Regions from separate parts of the Homo sapiens genome. Here regions 1, 2 and 3 are each linked to region 4. A link is a loop called in an ENCODE intact Hi-C map of the cell type or tissue named here. Cell type or tissue: heart right ventricle. All regions are shown on one strand. Each heading gives the region's core, and the rest is flanking DNA. Links, peaks and the distances in the headings are about the cores only.

Region 1 (4,963 bases), core at 436-4,435, 980 kb before region 4:
CAACATCCTCCAACCCACCCACCACTCTTCCCACCACCAAATCAAAATCACCGTATGATTTGTTAGAAAATGAATTTTCAGAAAAATCTAGGCACAAAATATAAGACCTTTTCAGATTTCTCCTCCTTTGATTTATTCGTAAATATTTGTTAAACATATATTATGCTGTTTGCATTGTATGAATGTATATTCTAGCTTTACATATCTAGCTAAATAAAGATCTTGCTATAAATAAGGGGTTGTCAGAAGCTTTATGGAAAATGTTTATTTTGCAAAATCTACGTATAGATTTCAAAAAAAATTTTGCACCAAATAAACTTGTACCAATTTGTTACAATATGACTGAACAGGATCTAATTAGAGGCACTAAGAATTACAAAACATGAGTTTGAAATGATTCCCTATCAAAGCAATATGAATTCTTCCAAAATTGAAGCAAGAACAAACATCAAATTTATGGTAAAGCTTGGGCGAAAGAATGGCAAAATCATTGTCACTTTATGAAAAGTTTATGGAAACAATGTCCCAAATAAATCAGTAATTTATAAATGAGTAACTCACTTTAAATTGTCAATGAGATGATGTTGAAATGAGCCCAAAGGAGCAGACCATCGACATCAGTTTGCAAGAAAAAAATTAATTTTGTTTATGCCTTAATTGAAGAGAACCACCAATTAATAGCAGAACCAACAGCCAACACAATAGATATTTCAATTCGTTTAGTTTACACGGCTTTTTTCTTGCTTTTCTTTTTTTTTCTTTGAGACGGAGTTTCGCTCTTGTCGCCCAGGCTGGAGTGCAACCTCAGCTCACTGCAACTTCTGCCTCCCCAGTTCAAGTGCTTCTCCTGCCTCAGACTCCCGAGTAGCTGGGATTACAGGCACCCACCACCACATCCACCCTGATAATTTTTTGTATTTTTAGTAGAGATGGGGTTTGGCCATGTTGGGCAGGCTGGTCTCGAACTCCTGACCTCAGGTAAGCCACCTGCCTAGGCCTCCCAAAGTGCTGGGATTACAGGCGTGAGCCACACAATTTTGACTGAAAAATTAAAGGTGAGTAAACTTTCCCCTTGATAGGTGCAAAAACTGTTGTGCACAAATCAGCTGCAGACAAGAACAGAGCTTTCAATGAAAATTTTAAACAAATAGAATCAAGATCCTGAAGTATTCTTCAAAGAATTGTAACAGGAGAGGAAACATGGCTTTATTAGTGTGTCCTGCTGTCAAAGCACAATCAAAATAATGGCTCCCAAGAAATAGAAGTGGTCCAGTCATAGCCAAAGTAGACCAGCCAAGAGCAAAGATCATGACAACAGTTTTTTGAGATGCTTGAGGCATTTTGTTTGTTGATTTGCTGGAGGGCCAAAGAATAATAACATCTGCTTATGATAAGAGTGTTATGAGAAAGCCAAAGCTTTAGCAGAAAAACACACAGGAAAGCTTCACCAAAGAGTGCTTCTCCACCAGGACAATGCTCCTGCTCATCCCTCTAATAAACAAAGACAATTTTATGAGAGTTTTAATGGGAAATCATTAAGTATCCATGTTACAGTCCTAATCTGGATCCTTCTGACTTCTTTTTGTTTTCTGATCCTAAAACAAAAAATTTTAAGGTACCTATTTTTCTTCAGCTAATATGGAAAAAACACTGCATTGACATGGTTAAATTCCAAGGACCATCGGTTTTTTATAGGTGGACTAAATGGCAGGTATCATCACTTACAAAAGTGTCCTGAACTTGAGGAAGCTTATGTTGACAAAGCTTGTATTTTTAATTTTTATCTTTAATTCAATTTTTCTCTGAAATTTTTATCTAAGTCCTCTTGCATATGTCATACACATATATCTATAAGACTTAATCAGAACTCTAATTTTATGGAATCTAGGTCCTTAAAATCTGTTGCTTAAGGAACATCTAATCTTCATTGAAGTGCCCTTTTGTTCCTGGATTCCTGTTCTTTGTTAACAGTGTCAGTCACAACTATTTACACTTGATATAATTTAATGACAGTTTGCCATGAGAATGGCCAGGCTGTCTTTCTGTCTCCCAGACACAACAAAGAGGGAAACAGACAAGTTTGTTAGATCCTGGCCAGGCATCATTCAATGTATTACTGTGTGATCACCCTTTTAAAGTAATTGTGTGGTTTGAAGTTTCTTTTAGAAATTCCCCTTTGAGTGGCAAAAGGCTTTTCTATCAAAATACCAAGAAGGAGCAGGACCTCAGAGCCATCCCAAGTGGAGTCACTATCTTCCAAATCTCGGAAGTATTCTGACGACAGAGGCATAATGGAAAAGTTCCTGAAAAGTGATGGAGAAAAACCGGGAGAAAGCTGACTTCTCAAGCATTTGCAAAACTGATTAAATAAGGCTTTTTTTTTCTTTCTGATTCAGGGGCTGACACCTTTAACTAACGATAAGGGCATCTTGAATACAGCTCTGACAAATGACACTTAAGATCCCTGTTATTCCTGTAATTGGCATTCTATGATTTCTTCAACCTGTTTTCTTTAGTACGATTTTTAAAAAATGTAACCACCAGAGGGCGTAGGATATTACATTTCAAAGGGCTTAAATTTGTGTTTCAGCCACTAACTCCATCTCCCTAAGCACGCTTGAAAGGGGGAACCCTCTGCTATGCAATGGAGAGGGTTCTTCTTGCCCAGCCCTTCCATGCCAAACACAAGTCCTTCACCAAATCCGCTACCTCTTTAAAGATTCCATCAGCAACATCATGTCTGCTGTTTGCCAAAGAGGTTTTCTTACCAAATAGACTGAACTTTTTTTTTTTTTTTTTTTTACCTTCTACTTTCATTAAATTAAGCTATCCCTTATTCCTTGATTTGGGTCACCTAAAGTTCAAGGCAATAGTGAATTACTTCAGAGCTCTTTGGTTTGTATGCTTACACCAACAAGACATTCCTCTACCTAAAACTCAGGGAAAGCATTTGTAAAGCCATTTTGCCAGGTGCTCACTAACCACATTTCCCTGTTGCTTTATGAACATTCTCACCCAGCTCCTGTGTGTGTGCACGTGTGTATACAGCTTTACATTGGCTCATCACTTCTCTGTTAACCCTTCAGACTTAGTGCCCCAGGTCAAACTTAACAGCCTACATTTTGACAGATTTGAAAATTCTTATTTGCGTCGCTACATCACTCAAAAGTGACTCTCAACTCTTAGTTTCATATAATCTCCTCCAGAGCGTTGAATGCCTGTGTCTAGCAGACCTATGCCTTACTGAATTCATGTACCCTTACTAGGCAATGGGCTCTTTAAAAAGCTCAAATATGGCATGCAAGGTGGTGCTGCTGGTCTATGTTACTTTAAAACCTTTAAGTAATAATGCTTTGGTAAAGTGTCATAGGCAACTGTTTTGGGGCAAAGAAGAGCTTGAGTGACTTGACAGGCTTCTTCCTGTCTTATTTTGAAGGTACTCCTCCTTTAAATCATATTTACTATGTTACATTATTATGACGTTATCCAGGTTACGGTGGACATCATCCCTGTGTCTGCTGTCGGCATCAAGACCCACTACTCCCATTCTCCCTTGTAAGGAATGATGGCTTCTGCCTCTAATACCTTCTACTTCTCAGCACATCAATGCTCTGGAGGAGGACGGTACATTGATGATCCATGGGTTGCTGCTCCATGACACCTTATGGAGCAGTTGTGTCCAAATTCAGGGTACATTAGAATCATTTAGAGTACTTTTAAATATGTAGACAGCTGAGCCTAATTCAGTAATCCTGGGGAAGAGTTAAGGGCTCTGTATTTTCAACAGGCATACAAAAATTGTTATGACGTACTGTGGGAGACACTTTCTACTATTGTTATAATATCTATACCTGGTAACAGAGGCTCAATTAATAGGTTAAGAGCAGGGAGACATCAAGAACTTAAGGAAAATAGGCCCTGTCACTCTACTTTCAGAGGATGAATCATGACTGGCCTAAACCAGGGTACCATTTAGGGTAAGGGTAGCTACTATAACAGATGGACCCCTAAAATCTCCTTGAATTAACAAAATAAAAATTTCACTTACTCTTCACACAGCAACAAAAGCGGGTACTTGTCAGGTAATGCTCATGAACATCTTATGGCTCTCCACCTTCTCCCCTGGCCTCAGCTTTCTTCCAGCTTCCATACACACACACACACACACACTCACACACAGTGAGATACAGAGAGAGAGGGAACAAGGAAAAAGGGGACACCCACTCATTCACTGCTTCAGCCTGGAGAACCCAATAACTACCATGCATATTCTATTGGCAGCACCTAGTCACATGGCTCTACCTAGATTCAAGAAAGGCTTGGAGAGGGAGGAGCCAAGATGGCCGAATAGGAACAGCTCTGGTCTACAGCTCCCAGCGTGAGCGACGCAGAAGACGGGTGATTTCTGCATTTCCATCTGAGGTACCGGGTTCATCTCACTAGGGAGTGCCAGACAGTGGGCGCAGGCCAGTGTGTGCGCGCACCGTGCGCGAGCCGAAGCAGGGCGAGGCATTGCCTCACTCGGGAAGCTCAAGGGGTCAGGGAGTTCCCTTTCCGAGTCAAAGAAAGGGGTGACGGACGCACCTGGAAAATCGGGTCACTCCCACCCGAATATTGCGCTTTTCAGACCGGCTTAAGAAACGGCGCACCACGAGACTATATCCCACACCTGGCTCAGAGGGTCCTACGCCCACGGAATCTCGCTGATTGCTAGCACAGCAGTCTGAGATCAAACTGCAAGGCGGCAACGAGGCTGGGGGAGGGGCGCCCGCCATTGCCCAGGCTTGCTTAGGTAAACAAAGCAGCAGGGAAGCTCGAACTGGGTGGAGCCCACCACAGCTCCAGGAGGCCTGCCTGCCTCTGTAGGCTCCACCTCTGGGGGCAGGGCACAGACAAACAAAAAGACAGCAGTAACCTCTGCAGACTTAAGTGTCCCTGTCTGACAGCTTTGAAGAGAGCAGTG
Region 2 (4,963 bases), core at 465-4,464, 1.1 Mb before region 4:
CCATCTTGAAACATCCTTATTTTGAACCTGCCTTGTTTCACTACCCCTGTCCCTCACTTTCAGGGTTACAGTTCCCAATAAATTATGCAGGTTCTGCATTGTGAGAACCCAGGTTAAAACAGAATCCTTGAGATTAAGAGAAGTCTGAGTTGGCACAAAACTCACCCCAATAAGAAATTTCTCATCCCCACTCCCATATTTCATGCTCCACACCCCACTTTCTAAGTACTAACCACTCCCATTCAAACTAATAACTGGAGGAAGACTCAAGCAGGAAAGAGGAAGTGCTGTGTCACTGTTGGCAATGGTGTGGCCAATTTCAACAGCCCAGCTAGGGAAGGGAAGAAAATTTAACATTAAGTCAATCCAGACATGTGAATGTTACAGATACCTGCACACTTCAGCTTCCAAGTTGAATCTGAGTTGTCATCTAAAGTAATGGGAGAAACTGTTCAATACCTCCAAGCAGGTAGAAACTCAAGGGCCCGCCCAACTCTCCATCTAGAGTCATGGGAAAGCGACGCCGCTGAATAGATTTTGAAAGGGAGGTTGGGAACGGAACTCAAGTTCCGTGTGTTTATAACTCATTGATCTTGCTTTCTCAACACATAAGTTACTTGACATTGGATGAGTTACTTGCTTTCTTAAGGTTTTAAGTATCCAGCTTTAAAAATGCATTAAACACACCTTGCCTCATTAGAATTGTAATGAATAAGATCATTTAGGTAAGCACGGCAAAGCACCATGAGCATTCGATCACTGTTAGCATCCTTCCCTCCCAAACATTTGCATTCCATTATTCATTGATCTAATAGTAACACTGAAGAATTGTTAGAAAGGTCAGTTTATTAGCTAAAAAAAAAAGTAAATAGAAGTTAATGCTTAGAAATGAGCTGAAGTTGAAAGGCATTTATCTCTGGTTATTAGGCAAATCACTTAATATTTCTCATGTCCAGTTTTGTGGGCTGGCAACCTGTGCTCAGTCCTCAGAAGGGCCCTGTGTCTAGTTTAATGCTCTCATGTTACTGTCTTGAAATTCTTGATAATTTAATCCTTCAACTTGTGTTCTGTAAGTAAAGTCTAATGGGACAATGGTGCCTATGTGTGAGCAGAGGAGATATGCACACTTTGAATGTTCCCTGTAGTTCCGTACTTCCCCATTGTCTTATAGCATTTGCAATGCTGCATGACACAAAATTCTAGTAGACTCACAATGCCTGAGGGTCTAGAAAGACTCAAGAGTACAGGTAAGCATGTACCATTCCCAAGGGAGTGAGCAGGGACTCTGACATCCCTAGAGTCCACATATTCCATTCAAACCTGAAGTTGCTTTCCGGTGGAGAAATAAGACAATGGCCTTCTGGGAAACATAGAGGAACAAGGAACCTATGATAGCCATTCTAACTCCTGTTACTTCCCTCCATGTGCCAGCCAGCCACTTAGGCTGGAAATGAAGACAACATTGGAATATAGGAGTAGCCATGGTCTCTTTACCTTTAAGTCCTTCTTTATTCACTAGTAAACTGAAGATAGAGAGGGTTGATGGGATGTATATGTTTCCGGAAGTAAAATACAAACAGAAGAGGTGGTTTTCTGCAGTGTTTTCACTCTTCTGATAAGAAGGAAATGGGTAGGCGTGTACGACCTACAAAATAGGAAGTGGATAGCATCAGTGACTCCGTGTAACCAACAAAATGCATTTACATTCATATTAAAAGCTGACATTTCACGACATAAAGATGAAAAGGGAAATTAATGCTAATAATTACATTTTAAAATTGTCTTTGCTTAGAATTACACTAAATCAATAACATGGAGCAAATAAAGACACCATGACTATTTCAGAGAATTCATGGAGAGAGAAAAAAGTTTCTGTTAGTACTTTTAATAACATCTTTTTCTGCTTTCTGAAACAGAGGTCCTTATTTTTGTTCTCTACTGGACCCCTGGTGTTTGTTCTCTTATGTATAAAATGAAGTATTTGTACAAGAATGCCTCTTAGGGTCCCCCATTCTATGCGGGGTTTCCACTAGAAAAATTGGCTTCCCCTCTGAATGACCACAACCCGCCGAAAGAAAGCAGCCCCTCTGTTGAGATGGCCAACAGATGGCGCCTTTGTGCTGAGAAAAAGGTACCCCTTCTTCGGGAAGTAGTAGCCTGACTCCTGGGTGCACAGTTTGGTTAGGGGAGCCCAAACTGCATTTTAAGCTTCCATTTGCTTCGTTGGCTGAGTGCCTTTATGCACAGCAAACTGCACAGCATTACATGGCAGTTTGGGTTCCATCCGTTCAAATATTTTCCTCTTACTATTGGCAACTTTGACTTTACCTCTTTAATTTCTACCCCTATTTTATGAATCACGGTTCAAAGAATGGCTGCTATAAACATGTGTTTTGTTTCCGTGCTAAAGAGAGAACAGAGCCAGGTTGAAACGATGCTTCTTGCATTGTCATCTGAGTTTTGGCAATTCTAGCTAGTCCTAGCTAGTCCAAGGGGTAGCTGGATGAAATGTTATTAACTTTTGGGGAAATAGTAGGAATTATATGAAAACATAACCCAGTTGACCTTTATTCTTTGCTGTGGGTGTTCTTTTTTGTTGTTTAGTTCAAAATAAAAATAAAAAAAATACTTCTTTGGAAGTATGTTTGAAACAGAAGGACTCTTTCGATGATAGCAGTTAAATATGTATCAGTGCCTTTCAAGTGGAAGATGAGAAAAAACACTGGGTCTCTTGATTTCATTAAAAATTCACTACGTTCGCTTTCAGGGCAGGTTTGTTGACTAATTAGATGCTCTCGACTCTAAACTATTACCTTCTGCCCTGGTATCTTGCTCTCCCCAGGGAAGTTTAATTTAAGTATATTGCTGGTCTTTGCTTTCCTCCCACACTGTTGTGAAGTGTTGCTATGAGGCAGCTGAACAGCTGCTGTGCCTTTCCCCAGAAGTGGCAGCATTCCAATAGTGGGCAAAGTGAGTTATGTAAAGACAGTTTTTCAGGGTTTCCTAGGAAACTAGTGATGGTGGTCCAGTTTGGATTTGACATGGAAACAAGAAGATTAAGTCTAACTTTGGAGGGGCCGGGGGTGGTGAGGGGCAGAACGCTCTGGAGGCTACTTCCACACTAGTTTGCTGCATTTTTATTTTGAAAGTATATAAGAAATTTGGCTTAGGAGGGCTGCGATAGTCTAAACAATAAAACAGCAGCCCTAGACTGAAGTTCATGACCTCACCCACGTCTTCACAGTGACCTAAACTGACTTAGTCCATTAGAAATGAGGGAGAAATTAAATCCGGCAGGTGTCCCCCACTGAATTAATAAAACCAAGCAAAATAGAGGTTCTAGCTACCATTTGATTATTCAAATATGTAAAATGCCAAACTGGGCTAATTCAGCCCTAATCTTCTTGTAATGAACTCATTCCATTTAACTACAATATAGAGAGAACTAACTTTGTACTTAGTACTGTGTTAGATTTTGAGAGAACAGAGAGATTATAATGAGAATATACCTTGTTAGAGCCCAAAGATTAGTGAAAGAAATAAGAGAAACTGAAACCATACTCTAATATAGTAAACAGCTCAGGAACATATGGGAACCAATCAGGAACTCTTTCTAATGAGGTTTCCCTGATTCTCACTGGATATTTCTGACACGTCGACTATAGCATGACACTTGTTGAATGCTGGAGAAGGCCAGCGCGGTGACTCATGCCTGTAATCCCAACACTTTGGGAGGCCAAGGGGGCAGATCACGAGGTCAGGAGATCGAGACCATCCTGGCTATCACGGTGAAACCCCATCTCTACTAAAAATACAAAATATTAGCTGGATGTGGTGGCGCATGCCTGTAGTCCCAGCTACTCGGGAGGCTGAGGCAGGAGAATCGCTTGAACCCTGGAGGTGGAGGTTGCAGTGAGCCGAGATTGTGCCACTGCACTCCAGCCTGGGCGACAGAGCGAGACTCCATCTCAAAAAAAAAGAAAAAGGCCGGAGAAAAGTCATTTAGAGTTGGTTCTAAAAATAACTATCTACATGATACCAAACAAAAAAAAAATGTCAAACAACCAGTTGCTTTGTTACATTATGCCCAATAATTCATGGTCCAAAATATATTTTGCTGAAGTGGCTCACCACAGATGGAATGGACTGTAAGTTTTGGAAGCACAAACATAACTAATAAGGCAGTCATGACTCTTTAAGAACCTTCTGTCTGAAGAAATGAACACTACCTAGAAACACTGCTGATAAAAAAGAAGGTTCAAAGAACTTCAGAAATGCACAAATATTAAATTTTTACAAAGTTATACGAATTTACAATTTATTGTCATTATCAATATTATATTCCAATTTGCTTCAGAGCACTTCTTATTACACTGAAGAGAAGAATTTATTTTGGCACCTGCCTCCAGTGACTGACAATTTGCTTTTGTAAATAATTCATGTATTCCTTTTTCAATATTTTAATAATTAAAATACAAACAAACCTTTATATATTCTTGTTTGATTTGACTTATTTGTTATTGTTCACTCCAAAAACAAAGAAGTAGACATTTCTAAAACAGAATTACTATTTGGCCCAGCAATCCCATTACTGTGTATGTACCCAAAGGAATATACCATAAAGACACATGCATGCATATGTTCATTGCAGCACTATTTACAATAGCATAGACATGGAATCAACCTAAATGCCCATCAGTGGAAGACTGGATTAAAAAATGTGGTGCATATACACTATAGAAAACTATGCCACCATAAAAAGAAATGAGATAATGTCTTTTGCAGAAACACGGATGGAGCTGGAGGCCATTAGCAAACTAACACAGGAACAGAAAACCAAACACCGAATGTTCTCACTTAAAAGTGGGAGCTAAATGAAGAGAACACATGGATGCAAACAGGCGAACAACAGACACTAGGGCCTACTTGAGGGTGGAGGGTGAGATGAGAGAGACAGAAAATA
Region 3 (4,963 bases), core at 675-4,674, 570 kb before region 4:
TTTCTTTATTCTTTATTTCATTCCCCTTAATGGTACCTGACATTAAATTGCAGTCATACATTGCTGAGCAATGGTGACGTGTTGTCAGAAATGCATCATTAGGTGATTTTTGTCATTGTGAGAACCTCATAGAGTGTACTTGCTCAAAACTATTAATAGATGATATAGCCTACTATATACTCTGTGATATGGCCTGTTGCTTCTAGGCTACAAACCTATACAGCATGTTACTCTACTGAATACTGTAGGAGTTTGCAACACAATGGCAAGTATTTGTGCATCTCGATACAGAAAAAAAAACATTAAAAATATGGTTTTATAACCTTATGGGACTACCATTGTATGTGTGGTCCATTGATAATTAAACATCATTAGGCTTAGCAGGAGGAAATATATTTGTTTCTTTAATTTCTGTCTCTCCCACTATGTATATATAAATATATATGTATATTTGTATTTTATATTATATATATTGTATATATATTATATATACAATATATATATATTTATATATATTCAAGACAGAGTCTCACTCTGTTGCCCTGGCTGGAGTGCAGTGGCGCTATCTCAGCTCATTGCAACCTCCGCCTCTCAGGTTCGAGCGATTCTCCTGCCTCAGCTTCCCGAGTAGCTGGGATTACAGGCGTGTACCACCAAGCCAAGCTAATTTTCTTTGTACTTTTTAGTAGAGATGGAGTTTCACCATGTTGGCCAGGCTGGTCTCAAACTCCTGCCTTCAGGTGATCTACCCACCTTGGCCTCCCAAAGTGCTGGGATTACAGGCGTGAGCCACCGCGCCTAGCCACTCTCTCACTGTATTTTAAGTTTCATGAGGGAAGTATCTTTTTTTCTATTTAGTTCATTATTACCTTCAAAATGTCTACACATGATCTGACACATGGTATATATGAATGCATGAATTAATGAATTTTATAAAAATCGAGTACTTGTTGAAAATTGTTATGTCACTGGCTGCATTAATTTAAGAGAGAAAGAAATATAAAAGGAAGGAAGACAAAGAAAGAAAAAAGGAAGAAAGGAATAAAGAAGGAAGGAAAGAAAGAAGAGAAAGAGAAAAGAAAAGACAGACTACTAAAAAAGGCATGATTTACATTGGGAATTATTATTCATTGCAATGAACTGTGTGTAAGGATAGAGAAGATATGAATTCCTGTATCAGATCTACTAAATAATTATATGATTATAAGAAAGACACCTTCTTCTTTTGAGCGATTCATTGATAAAGTGGTTAGAAGAGGTACATGGGAGATTCATTTTTAAAATTCTGTGAGCTACATCTGTCACTTATTATACGTATAAATAAGGCAGTATTAGAGCAACTTATGATGGTACAGATTGGAATACTAAAAATGTATATATTTCACAGACAACAAAAATAAAAATAAACACCATATATTGGCCATTTACTCTGTGCTAGATTTTGTCTTAAGGGCTTTTACAATATGTCATGTTTCATTTAATTGTGAGAACAATTTTACGAGGTAAGTACTTTAACCCCTATTTAACAAGCAACTGAGGCTTAGATGCCTGAGGAGTTTCTCTAAGGCCACACCATTAGTAATCCATGGGGCTAGGATTCAAATCTAGATTACCTGACCACCTAGATTTCAATCTAAATTAAATGAGAGAGTGAAACAGACACAGAAAGAGACAGAGAAAGAGAGACTAATATGTAGAGAGTAAGATAAGTAGAAAAAAATCAGAGAAAAGAGAGAAATAGATACATATAAGGTCAAGAAACAAAGAAAACGGAGACAAAGAGGCAGAGAGATGGATGGAGATACTTAAAACCAATACTAGTACGGCAGTATATCTGTGAGAATGCATTATCTTATATACTACTTCTTTCTCTCTCTCTCTCTCTCTCTCCCCCTCCTCCACCCCCATTCTACACACACACACCGCAACATACACCCACAGACACTACTTATAATGACAGAATTATTGAGACTTTCTTGTTTTTAATATTTTTATCTTTAATTAAAAAGAAAAACTACAGCCTTAATCAAATAAGCACTGATGGTATAAGATGGTGGCCATTAAATGTCTGAATTTGTTACAAAATATATTATTTAGTTTCTAGCAGACAGTACTTTATGGGAAGGTGGCTAATCCTACCTTTCTCAGTTCATCACATCTGGATACTGACATAAGCAGGATTTAGAAAACAGAAAAATCCTTTAAACAAATATCACGATTCTTTGAAATGCATATAAATTATGAGATTATAATATACATATTTATAAAGCAAATATTCACTCATGCCATTAAAATCATGTTTATTAAGCTATACCTATACATGCATTAGCGTGATTATTTTAACACAATATTGGTAATCGATACCTACATTTTGGCTGCCTTCCCTTGCAATAAATAGAGTGTTGAATTATTTATTAGATGCTCAACGGATGTCATCCAGAGTTTCATGTCTATATTTGTAGATTGAGAATGGCAGTCTAAAGAAACTACAATTTTATCTTCTAAATATGTAATCCATGTTGAGGTAGCTGGGGGAAATCTAGCACATGGAATCTATACTTAGAACAATGTTATTTGTTGCTTTTCAGTGCCTGCTATTTTCTGACTTGAATGGTGTCCATTATATTTTGTTTATCGGTATTATTGACACCGAGCATTCCAAGTTATTTTTCCAAATATCATTCCATAGCAGTCGGGGATAAATTAAAACTTAATGGATTTACTTCATGGAAAAAACATGTGTTCTCTTGTGACCACAAGGTGGCACAATAGTGACCAAAAATACTCAGCCTCCTAATAGAATTGCAATTACCAGAGGCATTTACATAATTGTTATTATTAATCTTGTTATCACTACAATTATGACATTTCATAATTAAATATCACCCCAACCTTTGGGGAAAAGGCGAAGTGCTTTTGTTTAGTTTTTGTCTTCTTTCTGCCTGCAACATCATTAATATTTTTTTTTCCTCCAATCTCCAGCCCCACCAGGACAAGCAGGTCCACAGAGCTATCATTTTATGTATTATTCAAAGGTTTAAAACAAACAGTAATAACTTAAATAATAAGTTACACTTTTGAAGAAGGATAAACACAAAGTTATATTGTTCAATGGATCTAATGTTGCTCTCCATTCAGTCTTAGTTATTTCATGACCATGCTAACATTTATTTATAATATAAGAATAAAAATACCATTCCAGAAACTTCGGCTTACACTACAGGTTCAAATTTGTCCATTGAAAGTTGCTGTTTTTCTGCATTTCATGCCAGGCACAATATTGGGAAAAGAACCCAGAATAGCCCAGTGTGCCCTGCATTTATTTCATGATGGCTTTGTATTGAGAACAGGCCATCTCTCATCATGTTCAGGAGACTGGGAGACCACTGATGCCTGGGAATCTAGGTGTTGCAATGATGGTGAGCTACACTCATTGGAAAGGTATACAAGAGAAACCACCTTTTCCCCAAGTTAAAATGAAATACAGGCTAGCCAGGTACAGTTTGCCATTCGTCAGACAAATCACCCACCTGAAGATGCACTTCTTTTTATTTTTTATTTATTTATTTATTTGAGACAGAGACTCTCACTGTCACCCAGGCTGGAGTGCTGTGGCGCCATCTCGGCTCACTGCAAGCTCTACCTCCCCGGTTCACCCCACTCTCCTGCCTCAGCCTCCCCAGTAGCTGGGACTACAGGCGCCCGCCACCATGCCTGGCTAATTTTTTGTATTTTTAGTAGAGACGGGGTTTCACCATGTTAGCCAGGATGGTCTCGATCTCCTGACCTCGTGATCTGCCCTCCTAGGCCTCCCAGAGTGCTGGGATTACAGGCGTGAGCCACTGCGCCCGGCCCTGATGCACTCCTTTATAATAACATGAAGGGTTAGTAGCATCCCATAAATGAGCATTTTCCCCCAACTTCCCTAGATTAAGAATTCTGGCATTTTACAAAATAACATGTATGATGATGCCTTTTATTAGTTTATGTCATGAGCGTAAGGTGTCCCCATTAGAATTTTAGTGTTCTACTATGGTTATTACATTTTTCATTATGCTACTTGCTTCCTGCCATTACAATTGTAAAAGCAATATTTTATCTTTTTTGAAATCAAATTTTGTGGTGTTTTTAAATGGCTTCAATTTTCCTGTTTAAAATAGACCCAATTTTAGAAAAGGGCAGTAATAGCAGAACTGAAAACTAAATTCAACAAATATAACTTTAACTGAATTGTCAAATTATTATCATGGGATGTATAAAATGTACATCACAGTGAGTTGTACATTAAAGAAAGATTTTTAAAATTGCACAAAGTATTGTAAAATTGGAACTTTCCAGCTGAATTCAGATGGTACAGTACTTATGAGAATAGAAAATACTGCACTAAAATACATATGTATCTAACCCTGTTCAGTCTGCTATAACAGAATGCCATAAACTGGATGGCTTATCAACAACAGAAATTTAATTCTTAGAGTTCTGGAGACTTGACAGTCCAAGATCAAGGCAGATTCATTGTCTGGTGAGAGTCTACTTTCTGGGTCAGAGGCAGCACCTTCTCACTGTGTTTCCACAGGGTAGAAGGGGTGAGCGGTCTCACACAGGCCTCTTCTAAAAGGGCACTAATTTTTCTTATGAGGCCTCCACCCCCATAAGCTAATCACCTTCCAAAGGCCACACCTCTGGATACCATGGCCTTGGGGGCTTAGGATTTCAACATGGGAATTTGGAGGGGACAGAAACATTTAGACCATAGCAATGTGGCAATGAAATAAAAGCATTGTAAGCCAACAACAAAAAAATCAGGGCTACAAGTAGAGCGAGGAAAAATCAGCACATTTTGTGGCTGTAAAGAACCGTAAAGTAATTTAAAGAACATCCATGTCATCAATGTTCAGAAATAGTGGACCAAGGAGGTTAACTCCCCCAAAACCCACAGCTCATTAATGGCAGCCCTGAGGTG
Region 4 (4,963 bases), core at 272-4,271:
AATTCCCATTTAGGACATAAATGAATACTACTGTTAAATATGATTTTTAAAGTCAACAGATAATTAAGAGGATATTTTAAGAACATTTGCCATTTAGATCTAACCTTTTGAAATTGGTGTCACAGTGGCCAAGTGCCAAGGGGCAGTCTCAGCAGCAGACTATTTACCAAGAGGGATCTTGCTCAGACTCTGTTTTACTCTGTGATGTTCACTGTATTACAGGAGTAAGTGAGGATCTGAGGATAGCTTTTTTTCATCTTGAGGGACCCCAAAGTTTCTATAAAAGAACGTGGGAAAATCCATAGGTACTAAAGGGAGTATCTTCTATCATTTCCATATTGTCAGTTGAAATAAGGAATAAGCATGTATATAGGTCAGCAGGCTTTTTCTTTGTAATTCTCTGCGGTCATCTCTCTTAGGGGCGTAACTACTGCTCTACAATAACAAAGAATTGGTGGATAATTAAGCTGCTTTACACAGAGAGGGTGTTTTTTGTTTTGTTTTCTTTTGTTTGTATGTTTGTATTTTTAATTTAAAAAGTGCATTCACAGCCAGGTGCGGTGGCTCATGTCTGTAATCCCAGCACTTTGGAAGGCCGAGGTGGGCGGATCACCTGAGGTCGGGAGATCGAGACTAGCCTGGCCAACATGATGAAATCCTGACTGTACTAAAAATACAAAAATTAGCTGGGTGTGGTGGCACATGCCTGTAATGCCAGCTACTCGGGAGGCTGAGGCATGAGGATCGCCTGAACCCGGGAAGTAAAGGTTGCAGCAAGCCGAGATCGCGCCACTGCACTCCAGCCTGGGTGACAGAGTGAGACTCTGTCTCAAAAATAATAATAATAAAATAATTAAAAGTGTATTCAGTGTGGTTTCTCAGTGCACATGGTGAGGACATGCTTCTGTAAGCCTGTTAAGTAAGAGTGCCTTCTCCAATTAAACATGCAAAGAAGGGTCTTTCCATTTCCATATTGAGAGAGAGCAAATAGAACAAATTCTATGCACTTAAATGATTATTTCAAGACTTAAAAACCTCGGGAACATTCTGATTCCAGACATCCATATAGCTCTTCACCATAGATGAGTCAACTCATTTCAACAATCACTTGCCCCCATAGACAAGGATGACACTCGATGATGTAGGAGATACACAAATAAGTGCTCATGAGTTTAAGGTATGTTGCCTTGGAGAGATTTTTCCAGGTGAGACTGATTTGGGTTTGAGACATGGGGGTAATACTTGCTTCCTCCATGATTACTAGAAAGTCTTTCCTCTCCTCCGTCCCCACACCCTGGTCTGATTAGTGCATGAGAAGACTCATGCGATCCTGCCTTGTGCTGGCCTAGTGGAACTTCTAACTCATTCCAAGATCTATTAGGTGACTTCAGGTGACTTTAGGAGTTACCAGGAAGAGGGGGAAAAATATGATGGTAGCCTACCTACACAGGTGTGGTTGAAAGTACCTGAGTCTGGGAGTCAGAAAAACGATAGGTTCAAATCCTAGCTTTTCCGTTTTATTTATATTAGGCAATCAGTCCTTTTGAACCTCAACTTCTCACCTATAAAAATGGAGAGAAATAAAACTGGTCTCTCACACTAGTTGTAAGAATTAAATGAAATTACATATAATCATTTAGTTACCAAGAAACAATACTGAGTAATACCACATGCCACTCATGTATGATAGTAATTTTATAACTGTTAATTCAATTCTTATCATATGTCAGCCACTGAGCTGGCATATATTATTTTACTTAATCTTTAAAGCAACCTATAGAATTAGCCTCATCTTACAAGTGAAGAAACTAAGACATCTAAAGGCGAAGAAATCTGCCCGAGCTTGTACAGTTTCACACCAAGAAAGCCTGACAATAAAATCCAGGTTCGACCAGTACCCTGGACTCTTCCCTGTGGAACAGTGCCTGATAATTGATAAGTGATTCATAAGTATTTACTGCTTCTGCAAGAGGGTCTGTTTCTTATTTTTAAAAGTTAAATCTAACTGATACTTTACCTATTGTTATTTGCCCCTGGAATACAGAGAAATCTTTATAGGAGAAGGAGGAAGAGGAATTTACAATCTGCTCCACTGGTAAGTATCATGAGCCACTGACAGGTTTTCGCCCTCCCTGGGTGCAAATCACAGTAGCCCTTCATAAGAAATACTTAGAAAGGGGCCGGGCACGTGGCTCAGGCCTGTAATCCCAGCACTTTGGGAGGCCGAGGCGGATGGATCACCTGAGGTCAGGAGTTCGAGAGCAGCCTGACCAACATGGTGAACCCTCCCCACGACTCTACTAAAAATACAAAAATTAGCTAGGCGTGATGGCGGGTGCCCGTAATCCCAGCTACTCCGGAGGCTGAGGCAGGCGAATCGCTTGAACCCGGGAGGCGGAGCTTGCAGTGAGCTGAGATCGCGCCACTGCACTCCAGCCTGGGTGAGGGAGCGAGACTCCATCTCAAAAAAAAAAAAAAAGAAGAAAAAGAAAAGAAATACTTAGAAAGTTGGTGTCTCATATATTATTCAGTTAGGAAGTATAGCGTCTCCCCTGCCGGCTTCACTGTATTGGTACTAGAAATGCCAGTGTTTGAAGACGGCTCAAACGCCAGGTACTTTAATTCGTTCTTTCGTTTGCCTTCGTAAGACACAGCGAAATGTTCCTGCGTCAGTGGATTCAGGGAATCCTGTGTGTTTTGCTGCCCCCTTGTGGCTATTTTAAATGTCTCTCAAGTGATTTATAACCTGGATTAAAATTTTCCAATTCAAACTCCTCACGGCGGAAGGTTAAGTATGCATTCTTGGTACCATTGCCTTTGATGTAAAACATGCACATACACTAGCACACTGAATTTTAATTTATCTCTGAATGATAGAGTTATGGCTAAATTCTCAACTGCACTTGAAAGAGATCTTTTAATTCAAACTTCCACAAGGTAGGATATTACTTGTCTCCAAAGTTTAATATTGGAGCTTGATCATTCACCATATTACCAACATAAATTGACCCCTGTATACAAAGGGACAGGAGGAAGATTGTAAACTTACCATTGTGTTACCTGCTTCCTAGAAAGATGTTAAACAATTTTAATACTTTAAATTGAGAGAGAAGAGAGAAGACCACACAAGACACAAGATACAGTCATTTTAAAAGGGTTTTTTCATCAATGCTGTGGAGATGCCAGAGATCGCAGCCACAGCTGAGAAGCGGATCAAGAAAGGAAAAAAATAAAACAGGAACCAAACTGATCAAAATATGCCTAACTTTTTAAGAGAAATATTTATTGGATAGTTTAAAATCAAGTTTGTTAATTTAAACATTTATCAACCCCTTCACTCCAGCTTTTCCGCGCTCATCAAAGAATTCCTACATAGGAGCCTTAACATTAAAGGGTTTTTTCCAAGAAATATGAAACAGATAAACTAATATTGTAAGGAACTACAATTATATACTATGAAACAATAATCAAACATTTGAAAAGAACTTTTTGCTGTTCCATTTTCTGTCAAAATTTACTCTCCTCCACTTCCACTTAAGTTAGTAAACTCTAAGTTTTGAAATAAATTGCCTTTGGATTAGCCAAAATGTTATAAAGTATAATTATTAAGGTGTTATATATTAACATACTTCATATATAACATATATGAAGTCTATATAATACCTCATATGCATTATATTATATAATAATATAATATATATCTTATATAGTATATATCATATATAATATAAACTTCCACAATGTAGAATATTTCTTTTCTCCGAAGTTTATTACTATATTATATATTGTTATATATTATATATAATAGCTCACATATAATACATTATATATGAAGTATATATTAATATATATCTATATATTTATGTCGTTATATATTATATATGAAGTATATAAATAATATATTCTATATGTAATATAGTTATATCATATATTATTTATATAACTAGTCTAATATATTAAATATTAAGCATATGTTAATATATTATGTTAAATAATATATATGATTATGATTATTAAATAGTATATTATATATTTAATACATTATAATATAGTATCACATAATATAAATTATTATATAAGGTATATGTGAAGTATATTATATATACCAAGTGTAATATACCTATATATTATATGTTAATTTATTAAGGTATAATTGTAAAACATTTAAGGAATGTAAGGTATATTTAATATGTAGTCAATGCATACAGAGACCTTGTTTTACTTTGTGGAAAAGTTGACACGGATGTTTGGGTATTAACAGGTTACAATCATTTAGTTACCTGGTCTGGATAGGAGATGGGGCACATTACTATAATTTGTAAATATTAGGGTACCCTTTATGAAAATTGCATTTCTTTTGATAGGAGTAAAGCAATAGATTTTATCCTTTAATTTTATTGGTTGCAAGGTTTCACTGCTATGGATCTTCTTGGGAAAATGTGCACACAATCATATACACGCAATTTTGCATTTAATTTTATGAGGCTCACAGCTCCTTAGAAGCCATCCGTGGGTCCTAGACACCCACGGCCACCTTGATCTGAATGCTATCCAGAGCTGTCCATTCAGCACCAGTGAGGCCGCTTGCATTGATGGAAAGAACACAGGTCCACCAGGCTGAGGGAAAGAGTAAAATTTCAGTTCCTATTATGTGGTGATGGGGATGTACAAAGCTGAGCACCTAAAGTGTCATTCTTGGGATGCCATATTCAAATTTCACTCAGGATTTTTTGATGTCAAAACAGTCTGATTTCCCTAGCCATAGGTCCATGAGAATACTGCCTATAGATTTTATTACATAGATATTATTACTGTCAACACTAATGGTACACCAACATAAATGTATCATTTAAAGAATGCACTACACCCTCAGTAAATTATTAAAATCAGGATATGTTACCAAAGGTAATTTTACAATTTGAAAGAGATGCAGTTTTCTGATGAAAAAAGATGGTTATTCCAT

Evidence for each region. A loop is a pair of places that touch in the nucleus more often than their neighbours do. Peaks named below come from ENCODE experiments on the same cell type or tissue, not always from the same donor. Only the 100,000 strongest peaks of a DNase experiment are listed, where the experiment ranks them.
Region 1: it touches region 4 in a loop (5-fold over the local background); 61 of 110 quality-filtered maps call a loop at or near these places.
Region 2: it touches region 4 in a loop (4-fold over the local background); 54 of 110 quality-filtered maps call a loop at or near these places.
Region 3: it touches region 4 in a loop (10-fold over the local background); 76 of 110 quality-filtered maps call a loop at or near these places.

The regions. Positions count from the first base shown.
Region 1 is chr17:70,550,205-70,555,167 of GRCh38, reverse strand. No RefSeq gene overlaps it. Among named protein-coding and RNA genes, the nearest start is that of KCNJ2, 380 kb to the right of the region's middle. In heart right ventricle, for the core only: CTCF peaks have their summits at 2,336 and 2,541 (motif pointing right); no DNase peak of the experiment used is centred there; H3K4me3 peaks cover 483 bases.
Region 2 is chr17:70,619,734-70,624,696 of GRCh38, reverse strand. No RefSeq gene overlaps it. Among named protein-coding and RNA genes, the nearest start is that of KCNJ2, 450 kb to the right of the region's middle. In heart right ventricle, for the core only: a CTCF peak has its summit at 2,100 (motif pointing right); a DNase peak (open chromatin) is centred at 2,116.
Region 3 is chr17:70,142,224-70,147,186 of GRCh38, reverse strand. All of the region lies in intron 3 of LOC105371882 (a long non-coding RNA gene), which reads left to right. Among named protein-coding and RNA genes, the nearest start is that of KCNJ2-AS1, 25 kb to the left of the region's middle. In heart right ventricle, for the core only: a CTCF peak has its summit at 2,762 (motif pointing right); no DNase peak of the experiment used is centred there.
Region 4 is chr17:69,566,956-69,571,918 of GRCh38, reverse strand. No RefSeq gene overlaps it. Among named protein-coding and RNA genes, the nearest start is that of LINC01483, 25 kb to the left of the region's middle. RefSeq lists an enhancer at 2,322-2,823. In heart right ventricle, for the core only: a CTCF peak has its summit at 2,713 (motif pointing left); a DNase peak (open chromatin) is centred at 2,610; H3K4me3 peaks cover 693 bases; H3K27ac peaks cover 586 bases.